Linked DNA regions of Homo sapiens: region 2 is linked to region 1. A link is a loop called in an ENCODE intact Hi-C map of the cell type or tissue named here. Cell type or tissue: Calu3. All regions are shown on one strand. Links, peaks and the distances in the headings refer to the core of each region. The heading gives the core; the rest is flanking DNA. Region 1 overlaps LINC00954 (long intergenic non-protein coding RNA 954). Region 2 overlaps WDR35 (WD repeat domain 35).

Evidence for each region. A loop is a pair of places that touch in the nucleus more often than their neighbours do. Peaks named below come from ENCODE experiments on the same cell type or tissue, not always from the same donor. Only the 100,000 strongest peaks of a DNase experiment are listed, where the experiment ranks them.
Region 2: it touches region 1 in a loop (15-fold over the local background); 2 of 110 quality-filtered maps call a loop at or near these places.

The regions. Positions count from the first base shown.
Region 1 is chr2:19,869,222-19,872,142 of GRCh38, forward strand. LINC00954 (long intergenic non-protein coding RNA 954) reads left to right here. Exons shown (of 10, transcript NR_033875.1): 2 at 275-392; 3 at 1,181-1,325. Among named protein-coding and RNA genes, the nearest start is that of LINC00954, 1.8 kb to the left of the region's middle. In Calu3, for the core only: no CTCF peak of the experiment used is centred there; no DNase peak of the experiment used is centred there.
Region 2 is chr2:19,932,389-19,935,309 of GRCh38, forward strand. It overlaps WDR35 (WD repeat domain 35), which reads right to left. Exons shown (of 27, transcript NM_020779.4): 22 at 1,013-1,123; 23 at 1-59. Among named protein-coding and RNA genes, the nearest start is that of TTC32, 32 kb to the left of the region's middle. RefSeq lists an enhancer at 1,090-1,139. In Calu3, for the core only: no CTCF peak of the experiment used is centred there; a DNase peak (open chromatin) is centred at 1,393.

The DNA of each region.
Region 1 (2,921 bases), core at 324-2,823:
GCCCACCCAGGTTCCCTGCTAGCCCGCCCAACCCAGAAAGACTGGCCTGCCTGGGGTCCAGCAAGGATACAGAATCGCGCAGCTGCCCCCCACAGCCTGCCGCCCAGCATCGGTTCTCCCACCCATCTGCCTGTCCCCACCCGCTATGAGACGCCCTGGGTCTGCTTCCCTGGGACCAGCCCTCAGCGTTGCCTTAAGTGATTCTGGTGCCAGGGACTCTGAGGACCCCCAGGCTCCTCCAGGCTGGCAGGTGACCATACTCCTTCCACTGCAGACCCCTGGATGCCCAGCTGCCGCACCTCCCGTGGCCCCACGCTGTGGCTACGTGTTGTCTGAAGACGCCTGGGGAAACCTTCAGGGCCTCTGTACTGGCCTGTCATGTGGTCAACCAGGTGAGCAAGCTTCTGAGATGCCCTTGTTCAATTGCCCAGGAAACAGGTGTCCAAGATTCATATGGAAGAAATCTGGCCCTGCCCTCAGCACTGAGGACATTTGGGGAATCCAGCATCCCCTCCTGGATGCAGATCGCTTCCGCCTGGCACAGGCTGTCTTCACAGCTGCAGAGTCCTCTTGTGTCTAAGAACAGAGACCACAGTTCCATCTTTGCCTTGCCAGGATTGACCTCTAATGAATAGATCACCTTTGTAAGGTGGACCAAAAAAAAAAAAAAAAAGAGCATTTCCAGGTGGCTGTAACTGACAGCTGGGAACTGCCAGAGTGTGGCAGGAGGCCCAAAGCTGTAGGAGTTTAGAGGAAGCCGCATGCAGGCACCTTGCGCTCAGATGAGGCATGGGGTAGAACTGCAGATGAGAGCAATCAGAAGGAGACTCGTGGGATAGCAGGGTTTAACCTGGCTACGATGTCAGCAAGGTGGACGGGGAGACTGGGGCCCCAGCTATGCCTGGATTTAGGGGTTCAAAGGTATAGGGAGCTAGCAGGAGCACTTCAACAGAACAGAGGTGAGATTAGTGTCAGATCACTAAATCCTAAGTCTCTTCTGTGCATCTCTACCTGCTCTATTTCATCATGCTCCCTTCCCTGCACACCTCCAGCCGTCTGTCTACTAACAAGAGACCCGTACCTCAGTCCCACTGAGCCAGGTGGGACTGGGCCAAACCTCCCTATTTGATTCTTGCCTCATCTTCCCTGGGACTTCGGTGCTTTCTTGCCCTTCTTCCAGGATAATAGATGGTTTTCCCTCAGTGTGAACATCGAGGTGTCTGGGTTCATGGAAGCTGGTGAAGAAACCACCTACAACTATACCATGTCCTGTCCCTATTTCACATGGGCCTCGAGGAAGATTCTCTGAAGGGAACTACATGGAGGTGAGCACAGGTAACCCCAGCCAGAATGCTGGGTCTCCTGGGGCCGAAACTACCTCCTTCGTTCTATGAAGTGAGGCCACACTTGATATTTTCATGGAACCAAGTCCCTTAGTACTTAAGCCTTATCAGCCATGAAATAGACCCTTTTCGGGAAACAAGATTTGATTAAGTTGAAAGGAAATCAGAATGTCAGCGATCTCTGCACTCCTATGGTCATTGCAGCACTATTCACAATGATATAGAATCCACCTAAGTCCCTCTCAGTCCCTCAGTTGGATGAATGGATAAAATGTGAAATAGATTAGATACACACACACACACACACACACACACACAGGAATACCATTCAGCCACTTTTAAAAAATGAAATCCTGTCCCTTGCAGCAACGTGGATGAACCTGGAGGTCATTATGTTAAGTGAAACAAGCCGGGCACGGAAAGACAAATACCACGTGACCCCACTCATTTGTGGAATCTGAAAAAGCTGATCTCAGAAGTAGAGACTATAGAATAGTGGTTCCAGGTAGCTGGGAAGTGTAGGAGAGATAGGTTAAAAGGTACAAAATTCCAGTTAGGAGGAATAAGTTTTAATGTTCTATTGTACAGTAGGGTGACTATGGTTAACAATAGTATATTGTATATTTATCATATTTATAATTTATATTGTATATTTATAAGAGGATTTTGAATGCTCTTACCACAAAGAAATGATAAAGGTTTGAGGTGATGGATACGCATTACCCCGATTGGATCATTACACATTGTAAACATCACACTGTATCCCATAAATATGTACAGTTATTATGAGTCAATTAAAAATACAACTTCAAATCTTGATTTAGGTTGGCAGGTAAGGAACAGAGGCCTAAAGGTAGGTGGGCTGTACACAGTCATCATCCAACCACGTGGCTCATTGCTGTTGCCTTGGGCTCAGAAGTAGCATCAAAGCTGGTGCCCCAACCAGGCCCTCGGCCCTTAGGATATCTCATGAGAACCTAGGTCCCAACAAGAAAGGCCATTCCTATGAATGACGTGACCCTTAGGCTGCATCCCTGCTCCAGGAGATGTAACTGGACCTGTGTGGGTATCTGCTGGGTCAGGTCCTGGGAATCTGCATTTACAGCCATGTGGTGTAGGGATCCCAAAGGAGAGGCTAAGACACTTGTAACTGGAGGAGGGGAGGGGAGTCAGGAGACAGAGCTGCATGAAGAGCTTGCTTGTTGGCAGGTGTCTGTGAGGATCAAATTGCCCATGGTTTCTGAAGCCCAGGACCCTGAGCAATGGATGTCAGCATTGGCTGGATGCACTCCCCATGGTAGGACTGAGGACTGACCAAGCAATCCCTGGCCAGCCCACATGGACCTGCCTACCACTCTCCCATACAGTGTGCAGGTAGCCTGCAAGCAACATCACAGCCTTCAAATTCCCTGCAGCCTATTGAGATCCTAGAGACAGGAGCCCCACCTGTCTCATCTTGCCTACCTGGGGAGGTACCCCTGTCTTTGCCAGTCTTGCCTCCAACTGGGAGCCTCTTCTGCCGGTCCTCTCTGCTGAGCCCTGCTCACACCGAGCCAGGTGGTGGAGGGACAGTGAGGG
Region 2 (2,921 bases), core at 300-2,799, 63 kb after region 1:
AACAGAGATCCAATTTCTTTCATACTATGATTTTTAGCCAATTCAACAGCTTTGTTCCACTAGGAGAAAAATTACACCATTCAGTCACCCAAGTATTTACAGTCACATATATCATAAAATTCACACAAGAAAGCTTTAAGTTTATAGTAAAAACACTATTTCAAAATTAAAAACTGGTATGTTTTAAAAATAGCATTTAAAATCACAGCAACATAAGTCCTATAAGCATAAGTCAAAATGATTAAATGATCTCTAAGACTCTGATTTGCTTAAGAAATACATGTGAAAATGAAAGTTTCAAAGTTTATAATCATATTAATCTTGTAATTCTAATCTTACAAAACTTCAAGCAAGAAAGATACACTTGTTTATATGTTATAGTAAAACAAAATATGCAATTTCAGTTGTGAAAATGTCCTATCAGATTTGACATTTAAAAATTATTTTTATAAAGCAAAAGGGGTTTTAAAAAATAAGAAAAATATTAAAAGAATACATTAATAGTCAATAGTTTCTATAATAACGCTGTACTTTTAGTTTAATTTCAGCTCTTAAAAATATCAAATGTATGTTTTCTATAAAGGAAAAGGAAAACAGATTTGCCAAAATAAATATTGATAAAGTAACTCAATTCCTTCCTCAGGCAATGACCAACCATTAACTGGTCCTTCTTTGGAAACAAAACCCAACCCTAACAAAATGCAGAAAATTATGAAATTACTTCCAGACAAAAACTTGCCAGACTAAAAGCACAAGGTTTGTTCATGCTCCCATACTGAGCTGGTTATAAGTGGGTCACCCCTCATGGTAGCACTTTAAGAGGTAAGTGCAACTTTCTTCATCCTCAATTAAGAGAATACCCGCCTGGCTCCTTTCATAAAATTCACGTCAGGCTCTCCAACCCTTACATTGGCAATAATCTTTAAAAGATCACTAGGGTGACTTTAACCTTGCTTTGACTTAAAAATTCCTAAGACAATAAGCTGCACAGACAGAAAGTTTCAGTTCCTACTTGGTTGAGATGTACGCAGGTATCTACTGCTGCCTTTGGTTGACTACATTTCAAAAATGCAGTCACTGCTTGTTCACACATTCCAACTCTGACAAACATTTGTGCTATTTCCTGTACAAACAAAACAATACTATCAGATTTCACAGACCAAGGAAATTACTTATATTTTAATTTAACAAAACTCCGTAGGGACGTATGAGTATTAAATTTACTGGTAGTTACAGATTTTTCTTGTAAACAGACGCAAGGGCAGAGGGTACAAATGAGAATGGATGCTAAGGCATCACTTCTATAAATCCAGAGCTTCACTGGCTCAGGCTGTGGATCTGATTTTTAACGAGGCCCTGAAGACACTGCACTCCTTTCTTATCTCAGTTCAGTAGCTAGTATACAGAAATGTCAAGCTCCAAAACAAATCCCCCACCAGTGGGTGAAAAAAGCCTTTATATCAATTGGTGGTATACTCAGTGCTAATTATTAACTAGAGACTTAAGGGAAATCTCACATTCACAGAGCCCTCAAATACCTCTATAAAGAAATGTCCTAGAGAAGTCTGCCATTAATCAGTTCAGGAAGCTAGACCCAAAACAGAGCTCTCTTGGAAAGTGGTGGCAGCGAGGAAGAACCACCACCACCACCACCACCACCACCACCACCACCACCACCACCACCACAAAAAAAAATCCTACTTGTTCAGCTGCACTGGCCATTTTCAGAACATCATTTTTTTTCTTTCAGAATATCTAATTAGCCAGAGGTTTTCCCTCCCCAACCCTTCTACAATATGTTTGGAAGTATGAAAGTATATTTTATATCCAACTTTTAAAACAATGCTTATATTTTTCTGATTATAAGGGAATACATTCTATCTGTAAAAAAAATTACAAAACATGAAAAAGTGAAATTACTCATAATCTTATCATTCATAAGAAACCTCTCTCAATACTCTGGTGCAATTTCTTAACATCTTTGTCCTTTGAATATATATGTATATGTTTGTGTTGTACACAATCACACAATACACAATTTTGTATCCTGTATTTCCTACTTAAATATTATGTACACCTTCCCATATTATTAAAAATTCTTCTATAACTCTATTTAAAATTTATAATACTAAAATTTTTACTATTTTAGTTATTTAATTATCATTATAGTTATAATTACTTAGCATTTACTCAGGAATATTACTATTCTGGATACCCTACAGCAAAATGTTTATCGGCATCATCAGACACATCTAACAGACAACACTAACGGAGTATACACTCTTCCCTATACCCAGGGTTCTAAGTAATTTCAGTTTCTTTCCTACTCAAGAAAACCCATAGGATTGAAAATAAGGGTGAGTGAAAATACCATTATTACAGAGATAGCCGCTCAAATTCACAATAGGGAAAACTGAATTACCGTAATTCTATACTTATCTATTAACTAATAGGCAAAATTTTTGAAGCAGAACTCACAACTGATATACATCCAGACTCTGCAGTTGAGAGCTGCTAGCTCTACAAGTATTGTACGGCTCAGTGATTCACATATTAAACACATAAAATACAAACTTATTTACAGTATTCAACAATTAATTAAGAGGCTCTAAAAGAACATTTGAAAGCAAGAGAACTCTTTCCATTTCTCTTTTAACTTGAAATACTTTATTGTTAATATAACATAATAAAAGTTGAGCTATCTTTTTAAACTTAAGTTATAGCAAATTTCAAACAATTTCAGATTATTTTGAAGCAAATCCCTAGCAACATATCATTTCATCTGTAAATATTTCATGTATTCAGCTAACATTTAAAAAGTAACTTTATAAATCTTAACAGACTACACAAGACTGTGATCATATTAAAGTAGTAAGAATGTGACTGACTTTTCCTCCTCCATTTTCAAGCATTCTATATTA